7 separate regions of the Homo sapiens genome follow, and all the other regions are linked to region 7. Evidence: chromatin contacts called from ENCODE Hi-C or POLR2A ChIA-PET data. All regions are on one chromosome and are shown on one strand. The core of a region is the stretch at or near the end of the contact, and the rest is flanking DNA. Distances in the headings are between cores, read along the strand shown. Region 1 holds the start of HNRNPM (heterogeneous nuclear ribonucleoprotein M). Region 2 holds the start of ECSIT (ECSIT signaling integrator). Region 3 holds the start of ZNF414 (zinc finger protein 414). Region 4 holds the start of RAB11B (RAB11B, member RAS oncogene family). Region 5 holds the start of SNAPC2 (small nuclear RNA activating complex polypeptide 2). Region 6 holds the start of SWSAP1 (SWIM-type zinc finger 7 associated protein 1). Region 7 holds the start of FBXL12 (F-box and leucine rich repeat protein 12).

Region 1 (3,460 bases), core at 376-2,875, 1.4 Mb before region 7:
CCGAGATGGCGCCATTGCACTCCAGTCTGGGCAACAAGAGCGAAACTCCGTCTCAAAAAGATAATCGCTGCATCTTACTGCCCAAGTTGCCACAAGCACACGTAACATCTGATGGTGCCAATTCGACTGTCTGCACTTGGAAAATGGCACATTGGAGGCTGCACAGCACCATAAAACTGATGCCACGAATGCACACAAAAATAAGACCATACAGCATTATGCCTAGTACAGAATACACCCTGAATTCTGTCACAGTTCACTTTATGCAACATTGCAAGAGTCCTCTCGCTCTTTATTATTATTTTTAATTTTTTTGAGATGGGGTCTCACTCTGTGACCAGGCTGGAGTGCAGTGGCCCGATCTTGGCTCACTGCAACCTCCTCCTCCTGGGTTGAAGCGATTCTCCTGCCTCAGGCTCCCCAGTAGCTGGGATTATGGGCGCCTGCCACCACACCCGGCTAATTTTTGTATTTTTAGTAGAGACAGGGTTTCATCATGTTGGCCAGGATGGTCTGATCTCTTGACCTCGTGATCCACCCGCCTTGGCCTCTCAAAGTGGTAGGATTACAGGCGTGAGCTGCCGCGCCCAGCCATTAATTTTTTTTTTAATTTTGTTTTTAACTTTTAGGTTTGGGGGTAAATGTGAAGGTTTGTTAAATAGGTAAACACTTGTCATGGAGGTTTGTTGTACAGATTATTTCATCACCCAGGTATTAAGCCCAGTACTCAATACTTATCTTTTTGTTTTTTGAGATGGAGTCTCAGTCTATCTCCCAGGCTGCGGTGCAGTGGCGTGATCTCGGCTCACTGCAACCTCCGGCTCCTGGGTTCAAGCGATTCTCCTGCTTCAGCCTCCCGAGTAGCTGGGATTACAGGCGCCCGCCACCACGTCCAGCTAATTTTTTTATTTTTAGTAGAGACGCGGTTTCACCATGTTGGCCAGTCTGGTCTCGAACTCCTGACCTCAGGTGATCCGCCGCCTCGGCCTCCCATACCCAAAGTGCTGGGATTACAGGAGTGAGCCATCGCGCCTGGCCCCATTATTAGTGAATTTTAACAGTTTTCCGTTTCTTCTGGACGAACTGTTTGCAATTATAATGCGAATTACGGATAATACTCTGATATTATTCCATGCCGTTCCGTTGTTGCCTACAAAGTTCGCGCTGGAGAACCGCGCAATTGCGTTACAAAAAGAAAAAAATCACACAAAAAGACACAATGTTTTAAGAAAGTTTACGAATCGTGTGCCGGACCGCGGGTTGAACAAGCTTCATCTAAAACTTCCAGGAATCTCTAGACAGGATCATTGCTTCCCCTCTGCTCCAGCTCTGGTTACAGAAAGCTGAGAGTGACTAGGTCTAGGTGTTTGTGTGGGGTGGGGTGGGGAGATGCCTCCTCTATCGGACTCAGAGGACGCGCGCCGGGAACAGCCAGTCGGTGCCTAACGCGAGTGTATCTCGAGAGAGAAGCGATCAACAGCTGCCGGTCTGCGCCTGCGCGCGGCGGGGGCGTGGCCCGGGGCGAGTGGGGCCAAGGAGGCAGCCGGGAGCGGCGGGCGCAGGTGTTACTGGTTGCGTCGGGTCACGTGGGCGCGCAGGCGCAGCGCGGTGCAGCCCGTTCGCTCACACAAAGCCCAGACGCGGAGAAAATGGCGGCAGGGGTCGAAGCGGCGGCGGAGGTGGCGGCGACGGAGATCAAAATGGAGGAAGAGAGCGGCGCGCCCGGCGTGCCGAGCGGCAACGGGGCTCCGGGCCCTAAGGGGTGAGTATCCCACGGTCCTTTGCCACGGGTAAGGGTTCCTCTCCGCGGCCGACGCGGGCGGCGGCTCCGTTAGGTCTGTTGGCGGCCTAGCCCCGGCGCGGCCTCGGCCCCGGCTGTTCCCGTACCGCCTGCTCAGGGTAGCGGCGTCTAGGGCCGTGAGCGGGGAGCCGGGGGAGCCTCCAGAATCGTCCCCTACACCGGGCCTCGAGCCTCGCCACCCTCAGTCCCTCCAGGCCGGGGCCAACCCCGTAGTCGAGGCCTCAGGCCCAGCTGCTGCGCATGGGGGTTGATGGCGCGGGCCCGGACCGGAGAGCCTCCGAGGCCTACCCGACCGCTCCCCGGGAGGGTGACCTCGGGGGCCGGGTTTCAGCCCCCCGTCCCCTCTCCTCCCGGGGTCTGTTTTCTGATCCGTAACGTGGGGGGAGGAGAGAGGGTGCGCGCCCGGGAGGCCTCGCGCGCAGTCAGCCCGAGTCAACGGTAACCGAGCGAGGGAAGCGTCAGGAAGGGCCGCGAAGCCGGGTCGGGGGGCTCCCCTCCTGCCCCGCCCCTTAGTCCCCGCGCGCCGACCGCGCTCCGCGGGAAGTGCCTCCCTCGGAACCGCCCCTCGCCCCACGCTCTGGCCCTGGCTCAAGTCCCTCGCCGTTTCCCGCTCCTCCTCCCCGGGTGCGCCGCAGGTATTAGTGGAGAGATGGGATCTGCTGCTTAGCGTTCACCCTCGGAAGCAGACAGATACGAAGTCGGGGGAGGAATCCCCTTTTTCCCGTGTTTCGGGGAAGCTGTTCTGTCAGGAGGCGGGTTCATTTACTTCCAGACTTCATCAGCTTTTCGAGTCCTGCTTGGGGCTCTTTGACTCCTTGGCTTTTAAAAGTTTCTTTAAAGGAGGAAGCATCGACTTGTGCCCCGGTGAAACTCATTCATTCTGATTACAGACACTTAAGAGAGACAGAGAGGTTTTGGCTCCAAGATCAGCGGCCGGGAAGGAAGGGGAAGCCTGGGTACACATTGAATTTCCCAGACATTTATTTCATTGTGGTAAAATAGACATAACGTAGACTTTGCCATTTTAACCATTTTTTAAGCGTATAATTCAGTGGCATTGAGTATACTGACTCAGTGTGCTGTAACCGTCACTGCTTCATGTCCAGAACTTTTTCATCATCGGAAACAGAAAGTGTAGCTATTAAATACTAACTCCCTCCGTTTTCTTTCCTTTCTGTCTGTGACTTTGCCTTCCTCATATTGTAATGTGTGAAGCTTAGTTTATGGAGATTAAAAGTGAATGCGGTTGAGCACTTATATATTTAATTTTTTTCTTTGAGACAGGGTCTCCCTCTGTTACCCAAGCTGGGATGCAGTGGCACGATCACAGATCACTGCAGCCTCGAACTCCTGGGCTCAATCGATCCTTCCATCTCAGCCTCCTGAGTAGCTGGGATCACAGGCGCGGCACCACCATGCCCGGCTAATTTTTTGAAGAGAGGAGGTCTCCGGGTGTTGCCCAGGCTGGTCTGAAACTCCTGGGTTCAAGCCATCCTCCTGCCTAGGCCTTCCAAAGTGCTGAAGTTACAGGCATGAGCTACTGCGCCCTGCCTAGTTGAGCGCTTAGGTTAAGAACGTTCCCTAAGTGCTAGCTATATTGGTAGATAATAAATCCGGAGAAAATTCCAGATTCTTTCCCTCCTTAAGTAGGGAGAAATA
Region 2 (3,224 bases), core at 443-2,942, 1.7 Mb after region 7:
AGACCAAGGTAGGAGGATCACTTGAGCCCAGGGATTCAAGACCAGCCTGGGCAACATAGAGAGACCCCATCTCTACAAAAAAATTAAGAATTATCCAGGCATGGTGGTGAATGCCTGTCATCTCAGGTACTCAGGAGACTGAGGCTGGAGGATCCTTTAAGGTCAGTAGTTAGAGGTTGCAGTGAACCATGACTGCACTTGTGAATAGCCACTGCACTCTAGCCTGGGCAACATACTGAGATCCTGTCTCTAAAAATAAATAAATAGCCAGGGAGCAGTGGCTCATGCCTATAATCCTAGTGCTTTGGAAGTCCAAGTGGGGAGGATCGCTTGAGCCCAGGAGTTCAAGACCAGCCTGGACAACATAGCAGGACACGATCTTTACAAAAATTATTTTAAAAAATTAGCTGGACCTGGTGGTGTGCACCTGTAGTTCCAGCTACTGGGAAAGCTGAGGCAGGAGAATCACTTGAGCCATGGAGTTTGAGGCTGCAGTGAGCTATGGAGTGCACTGCACCACTGCACTCCAGGCTTGACGAACAAGTGAGATCCTGTCTCTAAAAAATAAAAATAAATAAATAAAATCAGATAGGGTCTACCCCTCTAAACTCAACTCCTACCACTGGCAGCTTCAGCTACACTGTTTCTGAAAGAAACTAAGTTTATCCCATCTCAGAACCTTTGTACTTGCTTTTCTCTCTGTCTAGAGCTTTCTTCCTCCAGATCTGCCCACAGCTGTCTCTGGTCATTTCAATGAAAGGTCTTCTTTGACCATCTCCCATTCCCCACATTCTAAAAGCCCTCATCACCCTATTAATTTTTGTTTCGGAGACAGGGTCCTGCTCTGTTGCCCAGGCTGGGGTGCAGTGGCACAATCACGGCTCACTACAGCCTCAACCTCCTGGGCTCAAGCAATCCTCCCACCTCAGCTTCCCGAGTAGCTAGGACTACAGGCGTGCACCACTACGCCCAGATAATTTTTTGTAGAGAACAGGGTCTTGCTATGTTGCCAAGGCTGGTCTCGAAACTCCTGGGCTCAAGCGAAATTCCCGACACCATTAACGCATTTTTAGTAACTTATCAGTATCTGAAATCACCTGTTTCGTTTATTTCTAATTTGTTCAAAGTCTGGTTCCCCCAGGAGATGAGAGATTTTTATCTATCTTCCTCATTGCTGTGTCTCCAGCACCAAGGACAGTGCCTGGTATATGACAGATGCCTAACGAGTAACAACTGAACGGAAACAAGCCTCAATTTCAAAAAAACACCTATAAATCTGAACCCCGAGGTATGGTGTACGTACAACAGCTTTGAAACCGGCTGCCAGGATTCTGGGTCTCTTGGGGGAAAAAGGCAGACGCGGATTCCAAATCCTGCCCGGTTGCCGACTTGCGGCGTGACCTCTCGCGAGGTCATCTGCAAAATGGGAGACTGGGGGCGTGAGGCGGCTGGCACAAGACAGGCGGCCTTTCCCAGCGCGTCCCCGCCCCCACTACGAAAGGTCATGGCGCCCTGGCCCTGCAGCTGGGTCCCTCCAGGGCTGCCCTCTCGCGCTGCCGGGTCCTGAAGGGCCCGCCTGCAGCCCAGCAGTTCGCGTTCGCCTACCCGCGCGCGACCTACCTACTCACGCGGCCAGCCGCGGACTCCAGGCCAGCTCTGTCTTGTTGCTGGGCGCTGCCATATTGGCCCAGAGAGCGTCCGGGTCAGGGAGCTCCAGGGAGGTAGCAAATCAAGAAAGCTGGTGTAATAGGTCCCGCCCACAACGCGAGGTGGGCCAATAGGAAGGCGGAAGGATCTGGGACCCGCCTCATAACGAGCCAGGCCCAGCCTCTAATGAGGCAAGACGCACTCCAGACCTGGGAACCTTGAAATGGCCCGGGAGGCTGGACTTGGGAGTCATAGTCTATGAATCCAGTCGCAGGCCCCAGCGGCTGAAATGAGAAAATGAATTAAAAAAAAACAAAAAGTGAAAGGGGGCCGGTACGGTGGCTCATGCCTGTAATCCCAGCACTTTGGGAGGCCAGAAGTTCGAGACCAGCCTGGGCAACATAGCGAGACCCCCTTATCTACAAAAAATTTAAAAATTAACTGGGCATGATGGCGCATGCTCATAGTCCCAGCTATTCGGGAGGCTGAAACGGGAGGATCGCTTGAGCCCTGGAGGTCGAGGCTACAGCGAGCCATGATTGCACCCCTGCACTCCAGCCTGGGCAACAGAGTGAGACCCTGTTTCTAAAAATAGTAATAATAAATAAATAGGGCAGGGCGCGGTGGCTCACGCCTGTAATCCCAACACTTTGGGAGGCCGAGGCCTGCGGATCACCTGAGGTCAGGAGTTCGAGACCAGCCTGGCCAACATGATGAAACCCCGTCTCTACTAAAAATACAAAGTTAGCAGGGCATGGTGGTGGGTGCCTGTAATCCCAGCTTCTCGGGAGGTTGAGGCAGGAGAATCGCTTGAACCCGGGAGACGGAGGTTGCAGTGAGCCAGGATAACACCACTGCACTCCAGCCTCAGCAACAGAGCGAGACTCTGTCTCAAAAAATAAATAAATAAATAAAAATTAGTGGGGCGTGGTGGCGTGCTCCTGTGATCCCAGCTACTCGGGAGGCTGAGGCACGAGAATTGCTTGAACCCAGGAGGTGGAGGTTGCAGCGAGCCGATATAGCACCACTGCACTCCAGCCTGGGCGACAGAGTGAGACTCCGTCTCAGTAAATAAATAAATAGGAAGGCCTCAGTGAGGTGTCCTTTGAGTAAAGGCCGGAGGAAGTGAGTGAGCCATCTGGATATCTGGGGAACGCTTTTGGCACTGGGAACAACAGCAAAGACTCTGTGTGGTCGGAGTGGAGTCTTTGGAGGAAATGGGATAAAACGAGGTGAGATTGAGTAATGGGGGCTCCTGGTCTCCCCCAGAAAGCACCAGATTTAGGCTGTTAATAACTAAGGTGGATAAGCACATAAAATGGGCTATTGGCAATAACAGTGTCCCCCGGGAAGGAAGGCTATCTGCCCTCATAAGCCCATTTCTGCAGTCCCTCAGCCTCTGTGGCGCAGTGAGCTGGCATGGAGACTAGGATGCAAGAACCTACCCTTAGGATGCCTCAAGGACTCTGCGCAGCCGCAGGACATCCACCTCATCAGAACTCTTGTGATTGGGCAATCTGAGAAAACCTGTAGCCAATCAGCTGCTTGGCTGGAGCACTCCTCTCTGGCAAGTTGAC
Region 3 (3,422 bases), core at 887-3,386, 1.3 Mb before region 7:
CACCCGCCCTTCGAGCGTGGGAACGGAGCCTGGGCACTAATCACCTCCCCGCTCCTGTACAACTGTGGCAGCGACCCTTCCTGACCACTTCGGGTGGGAACCTGGGGAAACCCGGAAAGAAGTCTCAATTTTAAGTTAGGCGGCCGGTTTTCCACTTGGGAGGTAAAGCCTGGCTGGGTGGGGCCACGCCCACGTATGCCCCGCCCCATCCAGGGAGTTGAGGGCGGGGCTTCCCCAAAGGCCCACCCACATCAAGTCCCGCCCTCCAACACCCTGACCAGGAAGGGAGGAAGGCCTGGAGCCCACACATAGGGTGAGGCTAGGGCAGGGCGGAGCTCAAGAGGTCAGGGTCTCACTTGAAGTAGCGATTGGGTTTGTAGTGCAGTTTGCTGTGAGCCACCAGCTCCTGCATGCTGGGGAAGGTCTCGGTGCAGCTCAGGGCTGAGCAGCGGAAGAGCTTGCCTGGTAGGGATGAAGGACAGAGAAGTGGAGACAGGTGGCCAAGGCTGGCTCCGAGGGGCTCCGCCTGTTTCCCACCCTAACCTGCCTCCCCATTACCAGTCCTGGCCCTACCTTCCAGGGACTGTGTGGGCGGGCAGTGGGTTCGCAGATGCTGTGCCAGGTCACGGACGCTGGGAAAACTGAGGCAGCAGCCAGGGCTGGAGCAAGGGATTTGCTTCCCTGCAGGACGCACAGAACAGTGGTCACTGGTCCCTTCCTCACTAGTGCTGTCCCTGACCCCAGGGTTCTGCCCCAGAGAAGCAAATATGATGTGCTGGGGCCTTTACTCTCTGCCTACCACAACAGACTGGTCTGCCACAGTGCAGGGGCTGGACTGGCCAGGCTCACCATTGGAGCCACAGCCTGGCATCCACCGGCTGCTCCGTAAAATGATGAGTGGCATCCCTCTAGAAAGGCCCTGAGGTTAGAGATTCTCTACGTCTCGCTTCTATTGTTTCAGGGACTGTGATTCCCCAGAAGACCCCATCACAGATCACCTGGAGGTGGGCGTCGTCTGGGAGGCCGCAGGTCCTCGCTGGTCCCGGAGACTATGCTGGTCAGGCCAGGGCTGGGTCCGGGGCCAGGCTGGCAGCTGTCTGGGGCTGGGGAGGAGCCCTGCTGCATCCCTCCAGCCCCTCCACGTTCCCACACTGGCGGTGTGGCTGCCTGCTCAGGGCCTGGCTCCTCCGACATGGAGGAGGAAGGGGCTGCAGCTGGCACAGCCGGGGACAACACCTCCTTGTCGGTCTCACTGGAGCTGGGCTCTGCAGTGGCCAGCATGTCTGGGATGGGCCCTGAGGGTTTCTCCTCCTGGTGGAAGGAAGAGGCGGAGAGAACCCTTCTGGGCTCTGGGTCAACCCAGTCGGCCCCCATCCTAAGGAATCACCAGCAGGAGAGGATAGGGGAATACGTAAGGGTGGACTAAGCTCTTTTTTTCTTTTTATAAAGATGGGGTCTCGCCATGTTGCCCTCACTGGTCTTGAACCCCTGGTCTCAAGTGATCCTCCTGCCTCAGCCTCCCAAAGTGCTGGGATTAGAGTCGTCAGCCACTGCACTGGCCCGGATTGAGCTCCTTATGCATACGGGAGAAACATCTGCTCTCCTCAACTAGGATAGGTGGGAGCCCCAGTATGCACACAAGCGTGGCCTAGAGGGAGTGGGCGGGGCCAAGGCTACGGAGGCGGGGCTATGGGCAGGCATGGACTGGGAAGATGCTAGAGGAGCTAGACATGGATTGTCTGAGGACCGAGACCGGCCGGCCTCGAGCAGTGTGGACAATCTTGGAGGTGCTGGGGGCCCGGATGTAAGAAGTTTAGGGGCGGAGTCCTAGCCTGACGGGCGTGGTCCATTCCGGGCCGGGCCCGGAAGTAGGGCGCTCTCCGAGTGACAGCCAGCGGCGGACGGGTGCCCGGATGTGGGGGCGGGGTCGGCCGGAGGCTGTAGGCGCGACAGGGCCGCTCCCCGCCAGTCCCCGCAGCTCCGCCGCGCCCGCGACCCCGGTGCCGCGCTCACCATCTTCGACACGGCTCGGCCTCTTGTTTCTGCGGCTCCGGCGGCTGCAGCTTAGGCGGCGGCCACCCTCTGGGCAGTGCGAGTTCGCGCTCACGTCAGCGCCATTTTCCACCTCTCAGCTCTCGCGAGACTGGGGGCGGGGCCTGCGCAGGGCGCTCGGAGAGGGGGCGGGGCCTGAGGGCAGAGTCACCCTGGAGCTCAGGTCGGACGCTGGTGCAATCTTGCTATCTATCCCCGGGCAGTCAGCGCGCACTTCAGCAGACTCCGTGCACGGAGATCCGGGATGACCTCGCTGTCCTAGTCTTCAAAGTGGGCACCTTCATCCCTCTAGTCTTGTCCCAAGATCAGCCCTGGACAGGCGATAAACAGCAGTTCTTTCTTTATATTTTTTATTTTTTTTTGAGACAGAGTTTCGCTCTTGTTGCTCAGGCTGGAGTTTAATGGCGCGATCTCGGCTCACTGCAACCTCCGCCTCCTGGGTTCAAGCGATTCTTCTGCCTCAGCCTCCCAAGTGGCTGGGATTACGGGCGCCCACCACCACGTCTGGCTAATTTTTTGTATTTTTAGTAGAGACTGGGTTTTACCATGTTGTCCAGGCTGGTCGTCACCTCCTGACCTCAGGTGATCCACCCGCCTCGGCCTCCCAAAGTACTGGGATTACAGGCGTGAGCCACCGCGCCCGGCCAGTTCTTTATTTTTTATAGTGTTGAGACAGGGTCTTGCTCTGTCGCCCAGGCTGGAGTGCAGTGATGCGATCATAGCTCGCTACAGCCTTGACCTCCTGGGTTCAGGCGATCCTCCCATCTCAGCCTCCCGAGTAGCTGGGATTACTGGCGTGTGCCACCATGCCCAGCTAATTTTTAAATTCTTTTTAGAGACAGGGTCTCTCTGTGTGTTGCCCAGGCCGGTCTCAAACTCCTGGGCTCAAGCGATCCTCCCGCCTTGGCCTCCCAAATGTTAGGATTGCAGGCGTGAGCCACCTCGCCTCCCCTTGCACTCACATTTTAAAATGGGGAAACAGCATCGCTCGAGCCAGGGACGTCGAGGCTGCAGTGAGCGTGATGGCACCACTGCACTCCTGCCTGGTCGAAAAAGCGAGACCCCCATCTCTAAAAGTTAAATAAAAATGGGGAAATAGTAAATCAACAAGTGCAAAAACAATCTTTTGTCCTATTCAGAGCAATGAAGGAAACAATGAAATGTCGAAGTGATGGGTCAGGGAAGCCACTCTGAGGAGGTGACTTCGGAGCTGTCTCCAGATGATCAAGGAGTGAGCTGGTGGAAAGCCCGAGGAGCAGGGGGCTCTACCGGATAGCTGGTGGTGATGTCCTGGAGTGGGGCAGGACGGGCTTATTTTGGTCAAAGAGCAGCGAGGTGGCCAGGGCACCACTGGAGCAGAGTGGAGGCGG
Region 4 (3,377 bases), core at 235-2,734, 1.4 Mb before region 7:
CACACAGTTAATTATGGAAGGCAATGGATAGGTTAATTGCTTAACTCTCATAATTGGCCATGTGTGGTGAAAATGCCTGTAATCCCAGCACTTTGGGAGGCCAAGGTGGGCGAATCACCTGAGGTCAGGAGTTCGAGATCAGCCTGACCAACATGGAGAAACCCCGTCTCTACTAAAAATACAAAAAAATTAGCCAAGCATGGTGGTGCATGCCTGTAATCCCAGCTATTCGGGAGGCTGAGGCATGAGAATCGCTTGAACCCGGGAGGCAGAGGCTGCAGTGAGCCGAGAGCACACCATTGCACTTCAGCCTGGGCAACGACAGCAAAACTCCGTCTCAAAAAAAAAAAAAAAAACTGTCATAATTATTATTTCACTGGGTACATGTGTATCAAAACACACGCTGTACACCCTAAATATATAAAACAAACACATACTGTATTGTCAGGTAGTGATAAATCCTATCACTACCTGACAATACAGCAGTATGTGTTTTATTTTCTATATTACCTATTTTTATATTTTACCTATGTGGCAAAATATAGGACAAAAGAGGGGTAGTGGTAGGAGGTCCTGTTGGAGAGCATTGGTATCCAGTAAGGATTTAAAAGTATTTATTTAACAAAGAATAGCAGAAAGTGGACGGTTGATTCACACTTGGTGCAATCTCGGCTCACTGCAACCTCCACCTCCCAGGTTCAAGCGATTCTCCTGCCTCAACCTCCTGAGTAGCTGGGTTTACAGGCACCAGCGACCACGCCCGACTAATTTTTGTATTTTTAGTAGAAACGGGGTTTCACCATGTTGGTCAGGCTGGTCTCGAACTCCTGACCTCGTGATCCGCCAGCCTCGGCCTCCCAAAGTCCTGGAATTACAGGCGTGAGCCACCGCGCCTGGCTGATCTGGTTATTTTCAAAAGATTCCATGAGACGGGTTTCTTCAGTTTACAGAGGAGGAAACTGAGGCACAGAAGGATAACCCAGTGAGTCCCAATATAGAGATGGAGACTGCAACCGAGAAAGGGGACCCAGCGCTGAGGTCCCCGGAAATGGTCATTTATGGGCTTGGGGGGCGACCAGGGCAGCGCGCGCTGACCTATGACGTCATCGGGACGTTAAGCATCGTAGCATTACCTGGACGTAGCCCCATTTCTCTTCCCGGACAGGTCCTCTGATAGTCGGGTAGGTTCTCAATCAAGCCTCTCATTAGTTATTTGGTCTGTCAATCCATTTCATTCCTGCAGTCTTCCGCCCCGCCCTCTTGAGCTCGCCCCTGATAGGCTGGCGCGTCCGTCACTTCAAAAAGGTCCGCATTCCTTCCGCCTTTCTCCAGGACACCGAGGGCGAGGAGGGTGGTACCAAGCGGCGCCCACCCTCAGAGCACTACTTCCATCTCTGATTGGCTTCGCTGGGTGCCCGTCGCTACTCCACTCGCCGCTGATAGGCCATTCAACCGCCGCTCTGCGCGGCGCCGGCTCCGCCCCCGTCGGGTGTTTGTGGTGGGGCTGCGGAGTCGCCGATCCCGCCGGAAGCGCCAGGACAATGGGGACCCGGGACGACGAGTACGACTACCTATTCAAAGGTGCGGCCGGTGGGGCACAGACGGGCGAAGTCGTGGCGGCGAGGCGGCGGGCAGACGGGCCAAGGCCGCGCTCCAGGCCGCTGGGCCCAGGCCGGAGCCCGGGGCTTGGGGCCCGGCGGGTCAGGCAGCCGGGAAGGCCGGAGCCGACCGGGCAGCATCAGCTTCGGGCTAGGATGCGCGGCTATACGGAGCCGGAGGCCCGGAGAGACCTGGGGGACCTAGGACGCGCCGGGGCGGGGCCAGAGCCTAGAGGGGGTGGGGCCCGGAGCGGTGGGAGAGGCTGTTAGGGCGGGGCCTCCGCAGGGGGTGGAGCTTTCCCAAGATTTGGCGGGCCGGGCTGGGCTGAAAGCGTGATTCGGGATGGGGGCGGGGTTTTTAGGGGCGGGGCTAAGGCGTGATGGGCGTGACCAATAGGTGGGTTGGGCCTGGGCAAACGGAGGCGGGGCTCTCACGAGGCTTGTCCTGATTGGGGCAGCGTGTTTGGGGGTGGGGCCCGGGAGAGGCGGGGCAGGCAATGGGGGCTGGGCCGAGATGAGGGCCTGGGGGTGAGGTGTGTGGTGGTGGGAGCCTTGGATTGGGGTGCAAAGCTGGGATTGAGTGGAAAGGCACCCGTGTGTGCAGCAAGAATTCCATCTCTTCACTCAGAACTCTCAACAGTGCTAAGCCAGTACTTGCACTTTTCTGAGCACTTTACCCGAATTAACTAAAATCCTCACTGCAGCCCTTTGAGGTTGATACTAACCAGCCTCTCTTTTTACACGTTGGGAAACTGAGGCCCAGAGTGACAAAGACACAGTTTATAAGTGTTGGAACCCGATTGAGCCCAGGCCACCTGTAGGCCTTACCACTTAGGAAGCGTGTCTTAGGGGGCTTGTGGCCAGCATCTGGGACTTTGGGTTGTTGGACCAACTTCTTCCAACACGTGCGCACTGATGGCCGGGGCCCCAGCCAGCCTGCTGGAGGGTCTTCCCCGCCCGAGGGACTGAGGGGGCTCTAGGAGCATCACATAAGGCCTAGGTAGATCAGGCAGCCATTGCCCATTTAGGGACAGCTGGAGGAAGCCGGAGTCCCTTGTTTCTCAGCTGAGCCTTCTGTGCCCAGCTACACTTTGGCCTAGTGGTCTGCCCTGGTTGCTGGGCTCCCTGGCTGACAATGGCAGCCCTTGAGGGCTAACCCCTGGATCCAAGGTGCCTTCACCCTGCGGCCTGCTCTATGAGGGCCTGCGTCGCACATCAGCTGTTGGTATCCTCACCTCGCTGAGCCGTTCCTCCGAGTGTGCTCTGTGGCTTGCACCAGGCCTAGCTGGGCCTTGTGTCTGGTCTCATCCAGCGTCTTCTGATTGTGGGGAATGAGGCAGAGGTCTCCCCACCTGGGCTGTCCGTGTGGCGAAAGCCTTCCGGGGGGAGGGAGAGGAAGTGCCTCTACAAGGGCCTAGAGTCGTCCTGTGGCACTGAGGGCTCTGGCAGCTGCACACAGGTTGATAATGTCACTGGTGGGTGAGGCTCTGTGGTCAGCAGGTGCCCGGCCCAAGGTCTCGCCCCTCGTGGCAGGAGGAAGCTTTGGAAGGGTTTTGGAGACTGGGATTCTAAGGGGCCGTCTGGAGACAGGGGGACTAAACTTTGGGTCCTGCTGATCGGGTGCCATCTCCACTCAGCCCACCGTGAGGCAGCTGCTCCCAGGTCCTGGCTGGGCACCCACCCAGACGTGGCACTGCCAGGGCAGGGGTGTTGCTCCCCACATGCCCCATCCAGGTTTCTGTGGTTATCCCCTGCTTGTTATTTTTGCCCTTTTGCTGT
Region 5 (3,444 bases), core at 652-3,151, 1.9 Mb before region 7:
TGTTGGTCAGGCTGGTCTCGCACACCCGACCTCAGGTGATCCTACCGCTTCGGTCTCCCAAAGTGCTGAGATTACAGGCGTGAGCCACTGCGCCCAGCCTCCAGGCACTGTTGTAAATGTTTTACGCCTATGAACTAACTTAATCCCCTTAACCTCTAGGCGGACACTATTATAATCCCCATTTTAGAGACGAGAATGATGAGGCATTCTCTGAATTAAGTAACTTGTCAAAAGTCACAATACTGGGTGGAGCTTGGATTCGAACTCAGGCAGTGGGTCACCCGCGGCAGGCGCGGGCTTTGGGTCGAGCCAGGGGCATTAGGTGAGGAGAGGCACTAGGCGAGGAGAACTCAGCATTCGGACCCGGCTCCCACTCTCACCCCGGCATGCAGACCGATGGAAGAGGCTAGTGGTCTGCTGGGAAGGGAGGTGGCCCGCGTAGCGTCCCCTCCCTCGCTGAGCCTCAGCCACCCCTCCCAGGGATGGTGCGCCCCCAACATGGTCCGGAGATACACCCAGCTACCAATTCGGGACCAGGACCAACAGGACCGGACCCGCCTCCCTGGACCTCGGACCTGATGAGGCCACGACCCCTGCGCTTCTCTCCTCCCCCTGTCCCTCCCACCTGTGCTCAAAATAAACCTCTGGACTGACCGGCTAAGTTCTGGTGCAGTCAGTGAGCGCGCAACGTGCGGGGTGGGGGATAGGTGGGGAGGCTTGGGGAGAAAGCTGGGAGCAGGACTTGGGGGGTATTCCTGAGAAATCGTGACTTACAGGGGTGGAGCCTGGGGACGGGGCCCATATGCCCATATACCCGTGTGCACTCCCAGGCCATGGGAGACTGTAGGGCGTTTTGTCTCAAACAGAAAGCGACACCCGGCCGGGCGCGGTGGCTCCCGCCTGTAATCCCAGCACATTGGGAGGCCGAGGTGGGTGGATCACTTGAGGTCAGGAGTTCCAGACCAGCGTGGCCGACATGGTGAAACCCCGTCCCTACTAAAAAAAGTAACAAAAAAAGAATTAGCAGGGCGTAGTGGCGCGTGCTTATAATCCCAGCTGCTGGGGAGGCTGAGGCAGGAGAATCGCTTGAACCCAGGAGGCAGAGGTTGCAGTGAGCCGAGATCGCGCCATTGCACTGCAGCCTGGGCAACAAGAGCAAAAATCTGTCTAAAAAAAAAAAAAAAGCGGCACCCAACCCCACAAGCGTAAGTTTAAAATAAACCTTCCCCCTCCCTCCTCTCCTTACCCGGACACCTGCCCATCTGCCTCCTGCGATCTTTCTCAAGCCAGGCCTTCTCCGCTCTCCATTACCCCCGCCCGGACCCTGCCCTAGCTCCGCTTCGACCTTCTGCCTCTGCTCCAGTTCCCTCCTGGTCTGGACTTCGCCCTCCTCTTAGATTGTCAGTCTAGTCTAGAGCTCCTTAAATCCCTCCTGCCCGAGCTCCACTCTACCTTACACAGACAAGAGTGGGACTATCAGCCCCAGTCTACAGAGGAGGAAACTGAGGCTCGGCAAGGCTAAATCACTTGCCCAAAGTCCCCAGGCCTGTCTGACCCCAGAGCCCAGGCTCTTGACCGACTGGATCTTCGGACTTGACCTTTCGGCCAGAACCCACCCCTCTGCGAGAAGCAAAGCACACAGTAGTAGCTTCATGAGTTAGTCCAGCAACAGAGGGAGGGCATGGGATCCAAGGTGTCGTCTCCACTTCATGAATGAGATAAAGTGCAGGCTGAGGGTCTCCTTCGCCCCGCCCCAGTTCCGGTGCCGATCTCCCCTTCACTTCCATTGGGGCGGTTCCCCGGGCCTCCAAACGCGAAGCCACGCCCCCACGCGCGTCCGCCTCCGCGCGGTTCTTTCTGACCTCGGCGGCCCCCGTAGCTCCGCCCATCGGAGAAGCGACCTTACAGCGCCTGCCTCTTTCTGAGCGGCATGAAGCCACCTCCCAGGCGGCGAGCGGCCCCGGCGCGCTATCTGGGCGAGGTGACCGGTCCCGCGACCTGGAGCGCTCGCGAGAAGCGGCAGCTAGTGCGACTCCTGCAGGCGCGGCAGGGCCAGCCGGAGCCGGACGCCACCGAGCTGGCCCGGGAGCTGCGGGGCCGGAGCGAGGCTGAGGTGAGATGCGGTTCTCGGGACCGGAGCCAGGCTGGAGGCGGGGCTGGGGTGGGGCGGAGAGTGGGCGGGGCTGCGGCAGGAGCCAGCGGGGCGGGGCCAGGAATGTAAGCGAGCGGGGGCGTGGCGTGGGGCTGAGTGGCGGGGCGTTAGTGGGTGAGCCTGGGCGGGGTGAGGGGCGGGGCGTGGACGGGAAGAGAAGACCTAGGGGCGGGGCGAGCTTGGGAGCTAGACGTGGGCGGGGCATAAGTGAAGCGGAGGGGCGGGGCGATGCCGGGGGCGGGGCGTGCGTGCCGCTGAGGTTTGGAGAGTGGGTGGGTGAGTTTGAGGGGCAGGACGAGCCTGGGGGCGGGGCGTGGGCGGGTTAATAGCAAGACTTAAGGGCGGGGCCGTTTTGGGAGTAAGGCGTGGGAGGGGCGTGGGCGGGATGAGGGCAAGCTTTAAAGGCGGGGCGAGCCTCGGGGTAATGCGTGGGTGAGGCGAGGGCTAAACGGGCGGAATGAACTGGGAGTAAGATGCTGCCGAGTCCGGGCGAAAAGCAACGCATGCTGTTGGACAGGATACGAGCTTGAAGTGAGAGGGAATAGAGAAGAGGGGACGAAGAAGGGAGTTGAACGGGGTAGTAGTCAGCATAGGGTTGGGCCCTGGCTGCGTGAAGGAGCCGGAACTGGCCTGGGCCTTACAACTTCCTTAGGTAGCTGGTCACGCTCTGGGTGGGGTAGGGGCCTTGGCAGTCACTGGGACTCCTAACACCGGGCCAGCAGGAGACTAAGGCGCAGTAGCGGGGCCCAGAGCATACAAGGGATTGGGCTTTGGCTTCTCTGCTGCAGCCCTGAGCTCATAGAAGCCTCATTCCGCCGCCTCTTTCCTTTCTAGATCCGGGTCTTCCTCCAGCAGCTCAAGGGCCGCGTAGCCCGGGAGGCCATTCAGAAAGTGCATCCGGGTGGCCTTCAGGGACCAAGGCGCCGGGAGGCACAGCCCCCAGCCCCCATAGAGGTGAGGCAGATGAACAGGGTGAGGCTGTCCAGGGCAGGTCCCTGGTGGGTAGGTGGGAGTTGCGGGGGATAACCTGATTAGGGGATCCCCAGGAGGAGCAGGGCTTGGGGGGCCATTGCAGGCTGATCCCTGGGCTGACCCTGTACCTCTGGCTTCACTCAGGTCTGGACGGATCTGGCTGAGAAGATAACAGGGCCACTGGAAGAAGCCCTGGCAGTGGCTTTCTCGCAGGTACCGCCATTCCCCCAGGCAGGTCAGGGTGTCCCAGAGGACAGGGTCACATGGGCCAAATCATGTGAACCTGGGTCCTGGGCCCTTTTGCCAGCTCTGTGGACTCC
Region 6 (3,384 bases), core at 369-2,868, 1.6 Mb after region 7:
TGATCTCCTGACCTTGTGATCTGCCCACCTCGGCCTCCCAAAGTGCTGGGATTACAGGCGTGAGCCACCGCGCCCGGCCAACACCTGGCTAATTTTGAAGTATTTTGTAGAGATGGGGGTCTCCCTACATTGCCCAGGCTGGTCTTGAACTCTTGGCCTCAGGCAATCCTCTTGCCTTGGCCTCCCAAAGCACTGGGACTACAGACATAAGCCACCACACCTGGCCTGTATGTGCATTTGGAGTGTTGAAATGTGAGGTGAATCATGCGTTGTATATCTGCTGGGGGATGGGGGCTGAGGTGGCGTGTTTGACAGCGCAGTGTATCGGTGTGCTTCACTGTGTGTGTCTGTGTGTGTAGTGGCAATGTCATAGTTGCGTGTTTTGCAAGAGAAAGGGTGTGGGGGATGAATGTGGGACAGAGTTTGTATGGGATGCTTTGTGTCAGGATAGGGCAAGGTTGGAGCATGTGGATGATGGGGATTCTGAAAGTAGAATATATTCAGAGATGCCATGGTGTGTGTGTGTGTGTGTGTGTGTGTGTAGAGGGGTGTGAGTGAGCCCAGCTGTGTGAGTGGGTGTGTTGGGGGATGTCGTGGAGCTGTTTTCTGGTCCCAGAGGGAGAGAGAAAGCCCAGGAAATCTCACTTTCTCCCTGCCCCTGGGTCTCCAGGCAACGGCACCACTTTGGAGTTACCAGGAGACAAGGTTGCCAGGGCAACACAGGCGTGAGTGGCAGCTCTGGGGCGAAGTCTGGGTGAGAAGATCCAGCCAGGGATCACGATCATTCACTTTGTTCCTCCCTTTCTCCCTGTTTCTCATCAATCCCACCTCCCTTCCTTCATTGTCTTAACGAGCACGTATTTGAGAACCTACAAATGTGCTAGGTGCTATTCTCGGTACTGGAGAACAGAAGTGAACAAGACAATGTCCCTGCTGTATCTCTCCTTCAGTCTTCCAGCTCCTGTCTCTTTATCTCTCCTGCTTCCTTCTTTGTCCTGCGGTCCTGCCTTCCCCCCGTACCACAAAGGCGGCCCCACAGAACCCCTTAGCCAGTGAGGAAGTAAGTTGAGAGGCTTCATCTCACAGACTTTCGGGGATGGCCGTTGATGTTTTGTCCACGAGCCTGTGTCCCCAGACACACACTCCGGCCCATACTCAGGTGCACAGAAAGACAAGCACACAGCTCATCCCCCTCTCCAAAACTCTCAGTTGTCATTGGATGACATCAGCAAAACCACACACAAATACATGCCGATCACAATACTCCTCTGAGATATCATAAGCCCCATTTTACAGCAGGGCAAACTGAGGCTAGGAGCCTTTAAATAATATGTCACTCATTCTGGTCTACTCCTCCAACTTTCAACCCTTATATTTGTCTGATTAGCTGACAATAATAGTATTCGTGCTGGTTCCCCCAGCAGCCTCCCTCAGGGAAGGGTCTTATTTCCCTCGAATGCACCCATTCCTCCGCATAGGTTCTAACCATTTGCCCATTCACCTGAGGAATCGAGTTTTGATGGACAGATTCCTAGACCAATAGAGAAACTAAGTGAACTGTACCGATGCGGCCACGGCTTGGGCGGGACTAAGGCTGGGAACGAGCCACCGATTGGTCAGAGCTACGCGGCGAATGGCGGAGACGCTGAGGCGGGTGCTAACCAGGGGCGGTGCGGCCTGGTCCGGGGAGGAGAACATGCCTGCCGCCGGACCGCCTTTGCTGCTGCTCGGTACACCAGGATCTGGAAAAACAGCGCTGCTATTTGCTGCGGCCCTAGAGGCGGCGGGGGAGGGCCAAGGCCCAGTCCTCTTCCTGACACGAAGGCCTCTTCAAAGCATGCCCCGCGGGACCGGAACGACTCTAGACCCAATGCGACTCCAGGTAACCGTGGGGGTGGGAGCAGAGGCGTTCTAGCCAATGGTGGAGTAGATCCGGGATATTGAGTAACAGGTAGACAAGCCAATGGAGAGGACGGTGGAAGAGCGAGCCAGGGCAGCCACGATGGGGCGGAGTCAGGCAGGCGGAGTGAGGAGTGGCACCACGCGGAGCTTAGTTAAGATTGAAGTGAGAGCCCATCCAATGATGGGCGGTGTTAGCAAGAGGCGGTGCCCAGAGATTGAAGTCCGGCCCATCAAGGGGCGGGGCTAAGCTTGGGTCCATTCTGGACCTGAGTTGGTTCCTGTTAGTGTCAAGGATGGGGTCAGACCGAGAATGCTGGGGGAGGGTTTTCCGTGGAAAAATTGCGCTAGAGATTTGGCCAAAAACAAACAAGCAAAAATGGCTTGCCCTCAACTAATACTCGGCAGTGATGAGTGCTGGAAAAACGGGCGAATATAAGAATATTTAACAGCTCTGAACTGGTTCATCCTGGAACCAAGGAAAGTATGCAAGGAGGCAGGGTTACTTTTAAGGAGTCTGGCTTCCTGTGCTGAATCCGGCCCTTTCCTTCTGTTTCTCCTTCTAGAAGATCCGCTTCCAGTACCCACCCTCAACCCGAGAGCTTTTCCGGCTCCTGTGCTCTGCCCATGAGGCCCCGGGGCCAGCCCCCTCCCTTCTGCTGCTCGACGGCCTAGAAGAGTACCTAGCGGAAGACCCAGAGCCCCAGGAAGCCGCCTACCTCATTGCCTTACTTCTAGACACAGCTGCCCACTTCAGCCACCGGCTTGGGCCTGGCCGGGATTGTGGGCTCATGGTGGCCCTCCAGACCCAGGAGGAAGCAGGTAGTGGGGACGTCCTGCACCTGGCACTGCTCCAGCGGTATTTTCCTGCCCAGTGCTGGCTGCAGCCAGATGCACCAGGTCCAGGAGAGCACGGCCTCCGAGCCTGCCTGGAGCCAGGCGGGCTGGGCCCCAGAACAGAGTGGTGGGTGACTTTCCGATCAGATGGAGAAATGATGATCGCTCCGTGGCCCACCCAGGCTGGTGACCCCAGCTCAGGCAAGGGTTCAAGCTCTGGAGGCCAGCCCTGAGCTTTGGTGGGTGACTACCTCTCTGTGCTTCAGTTTCCCATGGCTGGAATACTTACCTCAGGGACATATGCAGATCCAAAGACCTAAACAATGTAAAGTGCTTTTTCTCTTTTAAAAGTATAGCATTATCTTGTATATATTTTACCCAATCAATATGTTGTTTATAGTTTCATTGCTTTAAACTTTATAAAAAGAGCTTCAGGCCAGGCGTGGTGGCTCACGCCTGTAATCCCAGCACTTTGGGAGGCTGAGGCGGTCAGATCACCAGAGGTCAGGAGTTGGAGACCAGCCTGCCCAACATGATGAAACCCTGTATCAACTAAAAGTACAAAAAAAATTAGCTGGGTGTGGTGGCAGGTGCCTGTAGTCTCAGCTACTCAGGAGGCTTAGGCAGGAGAATTGCTTGAACCCAGGA
Region 7 (3,339 bases), core at 581-3,080:
TTTTGCCACTGCCTGGGTGACAGAGTGAGATCCATCTCAAAAAAATAAATTAGAAAAAGATAAACTGCAGAGCATAAATGTTATGGGCTACTTTTGACAGAGGAATCAAATCTTCCTTGCCAAATTTAGACCCGTGTGGGTCAGCAGAAATTGACTAGAAATAGTGGCCACCGAATGGTAACTCACAAGGGTAGCAGTTAAAGTTGGTAAAATTTTAAATGCACACAAAACCAATGGACGAATCAACTTTTCCTCGCAAAACCAACAACTAAGTTTCAACAACTGAGAAAAAGTTTCATATTATCAGGCCAGACACTGTGGCTCACACCTGTAATCCCAGCACTTTGGGAGACTGAGGTTGGGGGACAGCTTCAGTCCAGGAGTTCGAGACCATCCTGGGCAACATAGCAAGACTCTGTCCTTAAAAAAAGAACTTCAAAAGCAACTGTATTAAAGGGAGTTACAGATGGATATATACAGTAAAATTGTTTAAAAGTAGAACACTATCTAAATAGTAGAACAGCATTACCCGAAGTTCAGAAATACATTACTAACACTATAATTGTTTTTGGACACACACATATGAAGTAACGTAAAAGGAAGGGTGCAAATTCACTTTATAATAGCAATTATCTATGAAGACAGTTTCAAAAAGGGCAACAAATATATCTATAAATGTTTTGAGCCAGTTGCTGTGGCTCATGCCTGTAATCTGAACACTTTGGGAGGCTAAGTCGGGAGAATCACTTGAGCCCAGGAGTTCGAGACCAGCCTGGGCAGCATAGTGAGACTCCGTCTCTACAAAAAATAAAAAATTAGCAGGTGTAGTGGCGAGCGCCCGTGGTTCCAGCTACTCAGGAGGCTGATGCGAGAGGATCGCTTGAGCTTGGGAGGTCGAGGCTGCAATCGCACCACTGCACTCCAGCCTGAGCAGCAGAGCGAGACTCTGTCTCAAAAACAAAACAAAAACTTGATAACATAGTCATAAATTAGCATTTATCGAATGATAAATATGTGCCAGACTGTTCTAAGCCCTTTCCCTGCGTGATCTCAGTGAAGTCCCATAATAGCCCCGTGAGGCAGGTACTGTCCTTTATCCCCATTGCAGGGATGAGGAAATTGAGGCCCTGAGGTCGAAGAGGAGCTGGTAAGCGATGATGCCGAGATAGGCCCCGGATCGCCTGGCTCTAAATCCCCAGCCCGGGCCCCGACACACAGTCCCAGGGTGGGAGAGGTGGTCTTCGGGGTCCGGGCACCGCGACCGCGGCCCAGGCCCGCCCGGCCAGCTGCGCGTACCGTGTAGAGCGTCAGGTCGACATGTCGCCACAGCCACCGGTCGTCCACCAGCCTCTTCCAGCGGTGACAGACCCTGGGGGAGGGGACGCGCGGTTAGAACGACCCCAGCCCCGGGCCACATCGCATCTCCAGGTGCCAGCTGCGCCCTCCGCCCTGCCCTTCCCCCCGGAGGCGGGGCCGCACCTGGAGATGCGGATCCGGTCCCGTACCGGGAGGTAAGAGAAGATCTCGAGCAGGACCGAGTCCGGCAGTTCGACCAAAGTCGCCATGATCCCGCCGACACGCACTTCCGCTTCCGGTTAAAGAGACCCGAGGGGTCCTGGGGGCGCCGAGGCGGCTGACAGGGCGGCGGCCGCGACCTTCCCGTAGCCGGTCGAGAAATTTGACCTTCCTCTCGCTGGGAAGTGATTCGGTCCCAGGGCCGGACCAGCCGCGGATGGGGACCAGAAACCAGCCTGGAAAGCGTGGCTGAGGCAGTGAGAGGCTTGCGGGAGGTGGCTGAGGCGTGATTTGGCCGCGACTGGGAACTAAGACCAAGTCCAGAAGGCGGGGCTGGAGTGAGGCGAAGCTCGGAGGCGGGGCTAGAGACGAGGACCAAGTCCGGAAGGCGTGGCCGGGGTGGGGTGAGGATCGGAGGCGGGGCTAGAGACCAGGACCAAGTCCGGAAGGCGTGGCTGGGGTGGGGCGAGGATCGGAGGCGGGGCTAGAGACGGGGACCAAGTCCGGAAGGCGTGGCTGGGGAGGGGCGAGACCCGGGGACGGGGCTAGAGGCGAGGCCCAAGCCCGGAAGGCGTCGCTGGAGTTGGGCGAGGCTCAGGGGCGGAGCCAGAGAACGGAACCAAGTCCAGAAGGCGGGGCTGGGGCGCGGCTAGGGGGCGGGGCTAGAGACGAGGACCAAGTCCAGAAGGCGTGGCTGGGGTGGGGCGAGGATCAAGCCCGGAAGGCGCGGCTGGAGCGGGGCGAGGCCTAGGTGGGGCTGCAGACGAGAACCACGCCTTGGAGGCGTGGCTAGGGCGGGTAGAGGCTCGGACAACCGCTGGAAGGCGGGGCTGGGGCGGGGCGAGACCTTGGGGGCGGGGTTGACGACGAGGACCTAGCCGAGAGGTCGTGGTCTGGACGGAAACCAGGCTGCAGCAGGACCAGGCGCCAAGGGCGTGGCTGGGGAGCGATGGAGACGCTCGGAAGGTGGGGAGCGGGGGACGGAGACAGGGAGAAGACTACGCCATGAAGGCGTGGTTGAGGCGGGGCGAGGCCTGTGGGTCTGGCCCCGAGCGAATGGCTTGGTAGAGAGTCAGAGAACTCTATTTTTTTACTTAATGATGCTTCTTGATGTCTATGCACAAGGATAAATTTGTATTACTGGAATATCGTGGCCAAAGGACCTGTTGAATTTTTCACTTTCATTGATACTACAGATATTTTCTGAATTGGCAAGTCCACCAAGAAACTATAAAAATGTGTGTGTGCAATGGCTGCACACAGCAGCTTCCTTGGTAGTGTACGCAGCCTGTTGGTTGTATGGGTTGCTCTAAGGGACCTTGGAGACAGGCCTTTCCGATGGATGTTCATGTTTCTAACCTTGCACTACCACAATGTAGGCTCCAAACAGGCATGTGAGGTGCCTTTGGAAAGCCCCAGGGCACTGTGGCCAGGGTTGACATTGGCCAAGTTATCATGTCCATCCGCACCAAGCTGCAGAACAAGGAGCATGCGATTGAGGCCTTGCGCAGGGCCAAGTTCAAGTTTCCTGGCCGCCAGAAGATCTACATCTCAAAGAAGTGGGGCTTCACCAAGTTCAATGCTGATGAATTTGAAGACATGGTGGCTGAGAAGCGGCTCATCCCAGATGGCTGTGGGGTCAAGTACATCCCCAATCGTGGCCCTCTGGACAAGTGGCTGGCCCTGCACTCATGAGGGCTTCCAATGTGCTGCCCCCCCTATTAATACTCACCAATAAATTCTACTTCCTGTCCAAAAAAAAAAATGTGTGTGTGTGTGTGTGTGTGTGTGTGTGTATATATATATATATATATATATACACAC

Evidence for each region. Hi-C counts contacts between places; a loop is a spot of excess contacts on that map. ChIA-PET counts read pairs that join two places held with the same protein, here RNA polymerase II (POLR2A). Pooled maps may share reads with other maps.
Region 1: a pooled map shows a loop between it and region 7 (11-fold over the local background). The contact joins the promoter of HNRNPM here to the promoter of FBXL12 in region 7. A Hi-C loop is called at or near these places in 6 of 50 pooled maps. POLR2A ChIA-PET finds 5 or more read pairs at or near these places in 3 of 52 experiments (MCF 10A, PC-9 and activated CD4-positive, alpha-beta T cell).
Region 2: a loop to region 7 is called in a pooled map, with 9 times the contacts of the local background. The contact joins the promoter of ECSIT here to the promoter of FBXL12 in region 7. A Hi-C loop is called at or near these places in 5 of 50 pooled maps.
Region 3: a loop to region 7 is called in a map with no recorded cell type, with 9 times the contacts of the local background. The contact joins the promoter of ZNF414 here to the promoter of FBXL12 in region 7. A Hi-C loop is called at or near these places in 1 of 168 maps with a recorded cell type or tissue (Caco-2), 2 of 37 single-sample maps with no recorded cell type and 11 of 50 pooled maps.
Region 4: a loop to region 7 is called in a map of B cell, with 23 times the contacts of the local background. The contact joins the promoter of RAB11B here to the promoter of FBXL12 in region 7. A Hi-C loop is called at or near these places in 1 of 168 maps with a recorded cell type or tissue (B cell), 3 of 37 single-sample maps with no recorded cell type and 9 of 50 pooled maps. POLR2A ChIA-PET finds 5 or more read pairs at or near these places in 3 of 52 experiments (AG04450, GM10248 and activated CD4-positive, alpha-beta T cell).
Region 5: a map of CD14-positive monocyte shows a loop between it and region 7 (10-fold over the local background). The contact joins the promoter of SNAPC2 here to the promoter of FBXL12 in region 7. A Hi-C loop is called at or near these places in 2 of 168 maps with a recorded cell type or tissue (CD14-positive monocyte and naive thymus-derived CD4-positive, alpha-beta T cell), 4 of 37 single-sample maps with no recorded cell type and 11 of 50 pooled maps. POLR2A ChIA-PET finds 5 or more read pairs at or near these places in 1 of 52 experiments (A673).
Region 6: a map of B cell shows a loop between it and region 7 (13-fold over the local background). The contact joins the promoter of SWSAP1 here to the promoter of FBXL12 in region 7. A Hi-C loop is called at or near these places in 1 of 168 maps with a recorded cell type or tissue (B cell) and 6 of 50 pooled maps. POLR2A ChIA-PET finds 5 or more read pairs at or near these places in 1 of 52 experiments (GM12878).

The regions. Positions count from the first base shown.
Region 1 is chr19:8,443,350-8,446,809 of GRCh38, forward strand. It overlaps HNRNPM (heterogeneous nuclear ribonucleoprotein M), which reads left to right and starts at 1,626. Exons shown (of 16, transcript NM_005968.5): 1 at 1,626-1,762. The coding sequence starts at 1,650. RefSeq lists silencers at 1,385-1,664, 1,905-2,134.
Region 2 is chr19:11,527,442-11,530,665 of GRCh38, forward strand. ECSIT (ECSIT signaling integrator) reads right to left here and starts at 1,693. Exons shown (of 8, transcript NM_016581.5): 1 at 1,621-1,693.
Region 3 is chr19:8,512,031-8,515,452 of GRCh38, forward strand. ZNF414 (zinc finger protein 414) reads right to left here and starts at 2,137. Exons shown (of 8, transcript NM_001146175.2): 1 at 2,014-2,137; 2 at 999-1,311; 3 at 574-681; 4 at 357-462. The coding sequence starts at 2,016. RefSeq lists an enhancer at 1-259 and a silencer at 1,838-2,147.
Region 4 is chr19:8,388,876-8,392,252 of GRCh38, forward strand. RAB11B (RAB11B, member RAS oncogene family) reads left to right here and starts at 1,485. Exons shown (of 5, transcript NM_004218.4): 1 at 1,485-1,581. The coding sequence starts at 1,542. It overlaps RAB11B-AS1 (RAB11B antisense RNA 1), which reads right to left and starts at 1,816. Exons shown (of 3, transcript NR_038237.1): 1 at 1,134-1,816. It overlaps MIR4999 (microRNA 4999), which reads right to left and starts at 505; the gene lies at 415-505. RefSeq lists silencers at 1,117-1,398, 1,618-1,877 and an enhancer at 1,148-1,347.
Region 5 is chr19:7,918,437-7,921,880 of GRCh38, forward strand. It overlaps SNAPC2 (small nuclear RNA activating complex polypeptide 2), which reads left to right and starts at 1,902. Exons shown (of 5, transcript NM_003083.4): 1 at 1,902-2,113; 2 at 2,987-3,106; 3 at 3,269-3,337. The coding sequence starts at 1,931. TGFBR3L (transforming growth factor beta receptor 3 like) reads left to right here. Exons shown (of 7, transcript NM_001419781.1): 7 at 481-661. RefSeq lists enhancers at 1-254, 930-1,429, 3,130-3,444 and silencers at 1,952-2,181, 2,262-2,461.
Region 6 is chr19:11,373,048-11,376,431 of GRCh38, forward strand. SWSAP1 (SWIM-type zinc finger 7 associated protein 1) reads left to right here and starts at 1,619. Exons shown (of 2, transcript NM_175871.4): 1 at 1,619-1,882; 2 at 2,466-3,122. The coding sequence starts at 1,634. The coding sequence ends at 2,969. RefSeq lists a silencer at 1,449-1,528 and enhancers at 1,629-1,698, 1,919-1,968, 2,199-2,278, 2,299-2,348.
Region 7 is chr19:9,817,249-9,820,587 of GRCh38, forward strand. FBXL12 (F-box and leucine rich repeat protein 12) reads right to left here and starts at 1,831. Exons shown (of 3, transcript NM_017703.3): 1 at 1,480-1,831; 2 at 1,297-1,369. The coding sequence starts at 1,565. It overlaps LOC124900430 (small nucleolar RNA SNORA70), which reads left to right and starts at 2,706; the gene lies at 2,706-2,846. It also overlaps the pseudogene RPL10P15. RefSeq lists silencers at 1,323-1,482, 1,933-2,022, 2,243-2,392.